Linked DNA regions of Homo sapiens: region 1 is linked to region 2. The links are chromatin contacts, found by Hi-C in ENCODE. All regions are on one chromosome and are shown on one strand. Each heading gives the region's core, a stretch centred on a gene start or an enhancer-like site at or near the end of the contact. The rest is flanking DNA. Distances are from core to core; before and after follow the strand shown.

The links. Hi-C counts contacts between places; a loop is a spot of excess contacts on that map. Pooled maps may share reads with other maps.
Region 1: a map with no recorded cell type shows a loop between it and region 2 (5-fold over the local background). The contact joins two enhancer-like sites. A Hi-C loop is called at or near these places in 3 of 37 single-sample maps with no recorded cell type and 6 of 50 pooled maps.

What each region holds. Positions count from the first base shown.
Region 1 is chr13:33,743,394-33,748,022 of GRCh38, forward strand. No RefSeq gene overlaps it. Among named protein-coding and RNA genes, the nearest start is that of RFC3, 72 kb to the right of the region's middle. Within about 2 kb of position 2,363, at least 10 of the 41 ENCODE cell types and tissues checked have a DNase peak (open chromatin) inside an H3K27ac peak, as active enhancers do.
Region 2 is chr13:34,154,426-34,159,284 of GRCh38, forward strand. No RefSeq gene overlaps it. Among named protein-coding and RNA genes, the nearest start is that of LINC02343, 190 kb to the right of the region's middle. RefSeq lists an enhancer at 2,128-3,327 and a silencer at 2,836-2,895. Within about 2 kb of position 2,731, at least 13 of the 41 ENCODE cell types and tissues checked have a DNase peak (open chromatin) inside an H3K27ac peak, as active enhancers do.

The sequences.
Region 1 (4,629 bases), core at 1,113-3,612, 410 kb before region 2:
TGTGGAAGCCAGCCAGCTGGTTGAATGATTTTACAGGTACAAATATGAGGGGTGAGAGTGGCTATCCACCTTTTTGCAGGCTAACAAATCAGAAATCTGAGGGCTGACTCTTCTCTGCAATTTGTTCTGCATACTGCTGGTCACCCAAGTTTTACCCACAAATGCCACAAGCCACCCAGGCTGAAATGGCTCCTCTCCAGCCTCTAGCCTTCCCAGGTGGCTCAGCCCAGTAACTCACTCAGGACGCCCCATCCCTTTCCCTTGCAGGTGTTACAGCCCCACATAGAGTAGTCTCCACACTGACAGTGAACTCGGCCTCCACCCATTCATCAGTGTGTGTAGAGTCCCAGGTGAGGCCCTGGGATGCCTGGGGCTTGCAATGGCTCAGCTCAACCAGGAAGAAGAAAGCTGGAGAACCTGTTATGTTGTGAGCTCTCAGTGGGAAGAGAAGGGGGAAAGGGAGAGATAAGAGATGTTGCTTTATTTGACTCTTTGTAAACAGCCTCCAGCAGAGTAATGGCTCCATAAATGTTTGCTGAGTGGGTAAAACAAGAAATGATGAACTCATGCAGGGTCCAGACCAGCCATATGGAAAATTCGGGGCTTCATTGTGAAACAGAGGGTGGTTTAGAGAAGGAGGATATGTGAACGAATGGTACTGCTCTCGCACACTGACATTGCCAGGGCAAGTATGTTTTGATGATTATGGATCTGATCTTTCACAATCAACAGACTTCCTGTCTGTCACCTCAGACTTTAGAAACAATGAGAATAAGCTAACATGTAACTGGGAGCTCTTCATGAGAACTGAAAGAGACAACTGGAGCTGTGGTGACAGAGTGGGGCGAGTTGGTGGAGAGGGCAAACTCATTCAGCCTCCCTCATTCCCCTGGCCTTCCAGGCAGAAGCTTCTTCCACCCTGCAGCAGAGGTTATTGCTAAGAGTCCTACAACTTGCCCCTGACTGGTTCCTAGAGAAACTTCTTCCTGCAGGTTTGGGTGCAGAGTGAGCTGTGGCCTTCCAGTTCCCTGCGTGTGCACTCAGGGTGCTTGGAGCATCCTTCAGAAAAGATGGGACCTTGGAAAGTCACTGATTCTTGCTGAGTTGCAACTTCCTCATCTATGTAGGGGAGAAAACTTAGTATCTTTTCTTTATCTCTCACAGTTCATGGCTGAGGCCCATAACAAAATACGGATTAGCAAGAGAAAAGCATAACACATTTATTTAATGCAAGTTTTAAGTGACATAGGCACCTTCAGTAATGAAAACTCAAAGACCCAGGGAAAAGTGTGGATTTTTATGGACAGTCATGCAGAAGTATGACTGGAGGCAAAAGGATATGATCAAGTGGTAATAAGCGGGGGGTACTTGGTAAGGCCTGCTTGTTCAGATTCCTCTTGGCCTCTCTGTGTGACATTCCTTCCCTCCAGCTATAGGACAAGACACCTGTCACATGAAAATCTTCAGGGGAGGAGGGTGGGAGTAGGTCAGAGGTAACCTTCCTAGGTTTTAAGGCCCACTTCAGGGGAGAGAGGGACAAGAGGAATTTCAGTTTCTATGTCCCACTGTAGGGGAGAAGGGGTGGGAGAAGGTCAGAGAGACTATCTTGCTTCTGAGGTTTTCTCAATTTCCTTCAGCATGCTTCACTCAGTATGTCAATATGCCACATTCTGAGGTGGCATTTTTTGCACCTCATCTTCTGTAGTGGGGCCTTTCCTCCACTTTTATTTACTTCACAGAATGATGAACATAGTGGAGGTGATGTGAACGGTAGTTACTATGCTGCTCAGCAAGAGGAAGTGGGGTAGAAGATGGAAGCAGCTTCAGGAGGATTCCAGGCAGGAAGTATATGGGATTAGAGCAGCTGGGTGGAGCAGGGAAGTCCTCCAGGGCAGGGGAGGGGCTACCACTTACAACCTCCAGTCGGAAAGACACAGCACAAAATGGATTCTTTCCAGATTTTTCTACTTGTAATTTTTTTTTAATGAGTACACAGCATTGCATTCCTGTAAAACTTTAATTTTGTTTAAAGAACAAATGCTGCCTACATTCCAGATACTGGTTCTTGCTTCCAGGAGAATACTTGAAATAGATCTTTTCATGAACAAGTGTGTTTGTGGCCAGTGCCCCCATTGGCAAGGCTGTTGAATTAAAAATCCTTAATTTTTTTTTTTTAATTTGTACTCTGTATGTTTACTGAATTACAGAAAGGTACATTCAGAACTTTTGTCTTCTTTCCAAGTGGGTGTCTCAGGAGTCAGCAGCTGCATAAATACACACACAGTTCAGTTAACTGAAATTGGGGATTAATGATGTGTGCTACACCTGCATTTTTAATCTTGCAAAAAAAAACCCATTAAGTGCAAGCATAGAGGATTACGATGAGCCACACACCTGCAGGGAACATGGTGACCTGACGACAGAAATGAGCATGTCTGCTCTGCTGCACAACCACAGGCCAGTCGTCTCCACAGGAGGAGAGTGTTTCAAAGATGCTGATGGGAGGGAGTCCATTGTTATCGTTTCACATAAAGGACAGTGGTAACTGAACATTAGAAAAGAAAAATTGCTGTTCCATTTTTCCTTTATGCAGAAATGAACAACTTATTACAAATTTAACCAGCCTCACTGCCAGCCTTCTCAGCAGTGCCAAGTGATATGAAACAGCAGCAGCAGCAGCAGCCCATGGCATACATTTGAATACACATGGTCCTGTGGCTCACCACACGTTTTGCACTCACCCTCTTTAAAACAGCTTCTGCTTAAACCCCCACTACTTCATCCTTGGGGGCTTAATGCCTTTAGCTAAAGCTAAAGCTTCCTGGAGGCAGTGACCACATCACATCCACCTTCATATCCAACATGTAGTACAGGCTTGTCCCACAACGGATGCTCATTCGGAAGGGCAAGTACTCATTAAATGCTCCATTTAGTAAGAGGACTTATAATATTGCAATGCCCTCTGTTGAATTCCTACTATTGCATTGCCAAAGATGAAACAAAATGATAATAACCAGCATTGGCAGTATTGAGAGAAATGATGAACCTATTTAGAGTTCAAAGTAGCTGTATGGAAAATGTAGGAGTTCATTGTGAAATAGAAAGTGGCTAAAGAGGAGTCATGGTACGTAGACTGTATGGCTGAGATTTCACTTTAGTATTGCCTTTTAATAAAGCAGGTTGGAGGCCGGGCGTGGTGGTTCATGCCTGTAACCCCAGCACTTTGGGAGGTGGAGGCAGGCGGATCACGAGGTCAGGAGATTGAGACCATCCTGGCTAACACGGTGAAACCCCGTCTCTACTAAAAATACAAAAAATTAGCCGGGCATGGTGGTAGGCGCCTGTAGTCCCAGCTACTCGGGAGGCTGAGACAGGAGAATGGCGTGAACCTGGGAGGCAGAGCTTGCAGTGAGCCAAGATCACACCACTGCACTCCAACCTGGGTGACAGAGTGAGACTCCATCTCCAAAAAATAAATAAATAAATAAATAAATAAATAAAGCAGATTGGAAATACCAAAAGGATTAAAATTAGCATATTTTAAAACCAGCAATTCTAAAACATCCTAAGCAACAGCATAAATCATTAATTTGTCCTAATATTTACCTACAAAGAAGTTCATTGCAGCATTGCTTATCATATTAGAAGATTGAAACTAAACGGAATGTCCAACATAAGGGGATTTGTAGAATAAAAGCATACATCTTTCCAAGGGACTATGGAATAGATATTGAAAATGTTGTAAAGGCAGAATATTTCTATATATGGAGAGAAATAAGAAAAGCGGGTTATAAAACATACAATATGGTACACATTTCCTTCTTAGGAAAAAAGAAATGAGGCCTGGGGACTATATACATAATGGTATTTATCTGTGGGTGATGGGATTATGAGTTATTTTTATTTCTCTGTTTTTGTTTATTGGTATCTTATGTTAGTCTGAAATAAATATGTATTATTGGAGTCCAGAATATACTACCCCAAAGTATGACTGTCAAGGAGTTCAGGATATGCTACCCCAAAATATACTGTTTTGGTATGCAGTCAGCCCTCTTTATCCATGGGTTTTGTATCTAAGTATTCAGCTAATTTAAATCAAAACATATTCAAAAAAGAGAAAACAGCAACAACAAAACAATAATAAAAAATAATACAAATAAAAACCTAATATACTGTAACAACTCTTTTTGCAACATTTACATTGTATTAGGTATTATAACTAATCTAGAGATGATTTAAAGTATATGGAAGGATATATATAGATTATATGCAAATACTATACCATTTTATCACCATTTTATCATGCATACACACACATGTTAACCCAAAATAACTGAGACAGGTTTCAGTCAATTTAGGAAGTTTATTTTGGCAAAGTTAAGGATGCAAGCCCATGACACAGCCTCAGGAGGTCCTGACAACATGTGCCCAAGGTGGTCCAGTCACATTTTAGGGAGGCACCAGATATCATTCAATATATATAAAATGTACGTTGGTTCCATCTGGAAAGGCGGGACAACTCAAAGTGGGGAGAGGGCTTCCTGGTCATAGGTAGGTGAGAGATAAATGATTGCATTCTTTTGAGTTTCTGATTAGCCTTTCCAAAGGAGGCAGTCAGATATACATTTA
Region 2 (4,859 bases), core at 1,481-3,980:
TCAAGAAATAATTGAGACGTATGCTTCAGTCAATATCACCTGCCTCTGACTCCAGATTACACATTATGCTTTTGAGTCATGGAATCAATCTTTTGATATCTGAAATCTCTCTGCCTTTTTAGGTTTATCTTCATTTAAATCACAATGTTGTCATTAAAATTTAGACTATTTCTTGAGGACATTCCTGTTTTCCTGTTGCTGTTGGTTATCACCTTTAAATGAGCTTACCTGTTGAAAAAGTTCAGGGTGGGTTTCTTATCATTGTTCTTAGAGATGGGCTTCCTCAGTTGCACAAAGACTTCTGCAGCAATTACACTTTCTTTGTGAAGTTGTGAGTGTAGAACTTTACAAGCATTCACAAAAGAAGAGAAGATAGAGCAATGAACTCTCATTTATCGAATAATTTGCACTGTTGAAGTTATCATAAACCTCTAATAGCATTTTGCCAACATCGCTTAATCTATCCCCCCAATGTATTGATTTACTTATTTTTTCTTGAGTAATATAAGCAAATCCCAGACATCTCATTCCATCCATAGATACTTTGCAATGCATAAAAGATATCAAATAGTATTTCTTTAAAAAAAAGGAAAAAAAAGAAAGGGAAACTTGAAAAATACTGACCTCCACCCCTGCATTCAAGGTATCCAAATTTTACTTTCAAGGCCTAGTTCAAATTTGCTAGGCTCCCTCTCAGTAGGGGCTGCATCCTCTTACTTGCACATTTGGAAATTTATTTTCTGCTGTCTTGTAGCATGTCCTGAATTAACTTGACATAACATTAAATTTTGTATTTTTATTTAACTTCTCAAGAATTTATGTTGTTTCTAAAACTAGAACAGGGAAGCAATGTGGTATAAAGGAAAACACTCAAATTTGGACTCAAAGGCTTAGTTCTAATTGGGATTTTGCCATTTTTACTTAAGTTTTCTGAACTTCAGTTTCTATAGCTGTAAAATGAAGAAGAAACTGGCCCTGTTACATTGCAAGCTACTCACATTCTTACATTTTAATTTGCGTTTATTTTAATAACTTAATTTTTTAATATGGGATTAAAGATGTTTACCTGCATGAATACATTTCAACAGAACCAGAAGAATTGACTATGATTTTTTAACCCATTAAGATAGCATAAATCACAACACATGATTTATTTATTTGAAAGATTAAATAAGATAATGAATGTGAAATGGCTGGCTCACAGCAGACTGCAATAGATGGTACCTATTATTATTAGCTTGGGACCAACTACCTGGAAGCAAGAGACTGTGTCTTCAAAAATTTGTTTCTTACCCCACAGAGCTTAGTCCTGTGACTCACACACAATCAGGAGAAGGACAATTAATATTTGGGTCTTTGCCTTGCTGATATGCCAGGTAGAGAAATGTTTACACATTAGGAAAAAAAAAAAAAAAACCTTGCGATATAGAGAGTATTTTTCACAATATCTGGAGAGAAATTTCATCTGATTTGGAATTATAGGTTGAAGGACTAGACACGACCAGGATACGTCCTGAGACTGAGGGACAAATCCTTATTCTAGCCACACGCAAACAGCGGATTTTGAAAGCTGCCTCCAGCAATATAAAAGAACCTCAGAGCTGTGACTCAGCACAGGGTTATAACACTCTGATTTATCTTTCTCTAATCTCTTCCTCAAGGTCTGAAAGAATCTACTGTGCAATTTAGCAGAAAAAGTAGACAACCTCCGCCCGGCTCTTGTGCTCCGGTAATCCTCTCTCGAACCTGTGAGCAATTTCCAAAATCCGGTCTCTTTCTTCTAGCTCTGGTGTAAATGTCTTAGAAAGACTTGTAAACCAGAACAAGAATTCAAATAACCTGCCAGGTCAGTGTGCTTGCATAGACTTTTGAAGTTTAGAAAGATGTATGTATGACCAGAACCCCAAAGAGCTAAGCAAGATGACTGGAGGTTGCTGTTTCCAAACACCATGTCTGCACGCAGGGAAAATGTAAGCAGGTTTAATTGTCAGGATCTCAGTACTCTGATCCCGCCTACAGTCCATCCTCTCCCAGGAACTCAGAACTCTAAGCTCTTTCTCCAAGAACTGCTGGGAGGGGACCCTGGATTTTCCTTGGGGAAAATCCAGTGTTGCCAGGCTGATGACAGATTGCTGTTTGGTATTATTAACAGATATCAGTTGAGGTTGGCAAAACCTCTCTCCTTCCTTCTGCCCCCTTGCCTGTCGATATTTATTGATTCTCCATAGCGTTTAGAGCTGAATTTAACTCCCCATTTTTTCTCTTCTCAGCCTCTCCCTGTTAACAGGTTCATCCTCTAATTCTGAGTTGAAAAATGGATCCCCTTCCCTTCCAAAGCAGGGAAACTTGACTACAGGCGATCACATTTTTTTTTTTAAATGTGTTAAGAATCACAGCAGTTGTCCACTGTTGACAAAATGCTCAAAGGACAGAGGTGTGAGGGCTTGTGAGAAAATCCACAAATTCATCATGAAGTCCGTCATGGCAGTTAACTTGAAAACCAGGGATGACAATGTGGGTGACACCTCCTTCTTAGAGTGTCCCATCGCAGAGAACAGGGGTGGCTTGATCTGTACGGCATCCAGCATTGTGGGGCCTATGGTAAGCATTCCGAGAAATAGGGGGAGCATGTAGCATCACAGGCAAGAGGCGAGATGAATGAACTTTCTGTTCATTTGAGAGTGCAGACAGAGGTAGGAGGAAGTAGGTGGAAATGAATCAGTGAAATAAACCGGCATCTGCTCGCACACGGAGCATGCCGTTTCCTGACATGACTCACTGCCCAGCTCCTCCTGCCGCCTCTGACTCACCGTGCAGAGAGGCTGGTTTCTAAGGAGACCACTGAGGGCTGGGCAGTAGCCACCTGTGTAGACACTGTGCTCACATGGCCGTGGAGCCTGTTATCTAGAAAGCCTCATTTCTTTAAATGTCATTAGAGAGAGAGAGAAAAAATATTTCTTAAGGTTATTCTTGAGGTTATTTACAGACACACATCTGCTAGGAAGGAATGAAGTTCTTTGTTTGTCCAAAATAAGCAATTGATCCATGTTTTGGCCAACAGAGCTGTGCTAAATGCTGGGCACATTTGGAATGACTGGGGGATAGGGGAAGGATGCAGGAATGAAGAAGAGAAAAATGGAATTGATATTTCAAAATAAAATGCAAGTAAATCTATGACATATACTTACATAATAGTGGCTCACATGTTTAGTACTCACTGTATGATGGACATTGCCAATAAAAGATCAGTAAGCCCAGTTCCTCCCCTCTCAGAGCTAGTAGGTCCCAGGACGGTGGAGACAGCGAGCTTCTCAGAGAGCAGCTTTTCTGCAACTCATGGAGGGTGGAGAGAGAAGTTAATGTACCCAAAGTGAGAGACACAGATGGCACCTACAGGAGCCTTTCCATTCTCAGGCCACCCAGAATCTCAATTAGTCCCACACAATGGTGTAGAAGCTCTCATCTAACTTGGTTCATTGAATGAGTTTGAAAATAATGGTAATACTGTTTGTCAGTAAAGAGATGCTGGCAAAATACTCCAAAAGTTTCTGCTCTTAAAGAGTTAACTACTTCCCCTGAATACCTATTTGTATTTTTTAATAGCTTCAAAATACCTTATCACAGGCAATGGAAAAACAACAACAACAACAACAACGTCAACCTAGCCAGTGTCAAAACTATCGTAAGTTCCCAACTAATGAATTTTAAATTTTCATGAGCTTCTATTAGGTATTTTGTACCCTTAGTTTTTTTACGCCACCAACACTTTTCATCAAAAGGGCATGAAAACATTGTGTGTTTTTAAAGGGTAAGAAAATTCTGAGGTCTTATTTTCCTTTTAACCTTATGTTCAATAAGCTCACATCCTTGCAAAGGAAGTACATAATTCTACCATAAAAATCAGCCTTTCATGGATTCAGAGTTTTTAAGAAAGTCTAAAGTAAATTTATCTGAAAATAAATCTTCCTGAGAAAAAATACATTTTTTTCCTGGAGTCGTTTTTAAAAATATGACTTGATATTATAGCTGTATGAAGGAGTATCTGAAGTACTGACTTCTTATATCATTCCTTTACATTTTCCTCAGAGTTTTGAAATTGCTCCCTATTGAACGAGCCTATTCTCTGTGCAGAGGAAGCTTTTTACACCTTCTATAGGCGTGGAAGGCAGCAAGAATAGATCTCTGGATTGGATTGTTTCTGTTTCTCCCTCCTTCTCTCTCTCCCTTCCTTCCTTCATTCCTCCCTTCTTTTTTTCTTCTTGCCATTAATAAGCGTTTTTTGAACCCCAGAGTTGACCACATATTTGCTCTTCTACCTTTACTTTGGGTTTCTTTGGAAGATACATACAAAGATGGTATCTCAAGGTCCCTGGAAGAGTCAAGGCAGAGAAGATCCTCTATACATGAAAAGGAGGCAAAGAAGACATGGAGAAAGATGATGTCCTATTCTTAGTTACAAGTTTCACCAAATTAGTAGTGAGAGGATCATACATTTACAAGACCTGAAGATGGTAGATGCTCTTGGGAATATAGCAGGGTGGGCAGGAAAGAGGCAAGTGGAGACTCAAGTGCATCTCTTCAACACACTTAGACTTTAAAACTCCATTTCAGCTGGCAAAGTTTGGCAGTAGATATAGTTTTGTGAGAAGTAAAAAGACCAGATTGGAGCCATGAAAAGGAATAAAATTATTGGAGTTTCCCAGAGCCAGATCTAGGCTTTAAGTGGGAAGGAGATAATTCTTCACATTCATATCTTCATTCTTTTGCCCAGTTCAGAAGTTGCGAAAAATGAACCAATTGATGGCCAAAGACCAAATCTAGAACAAAGAGCATTCACTCTATTTTTTTTAGATATATGA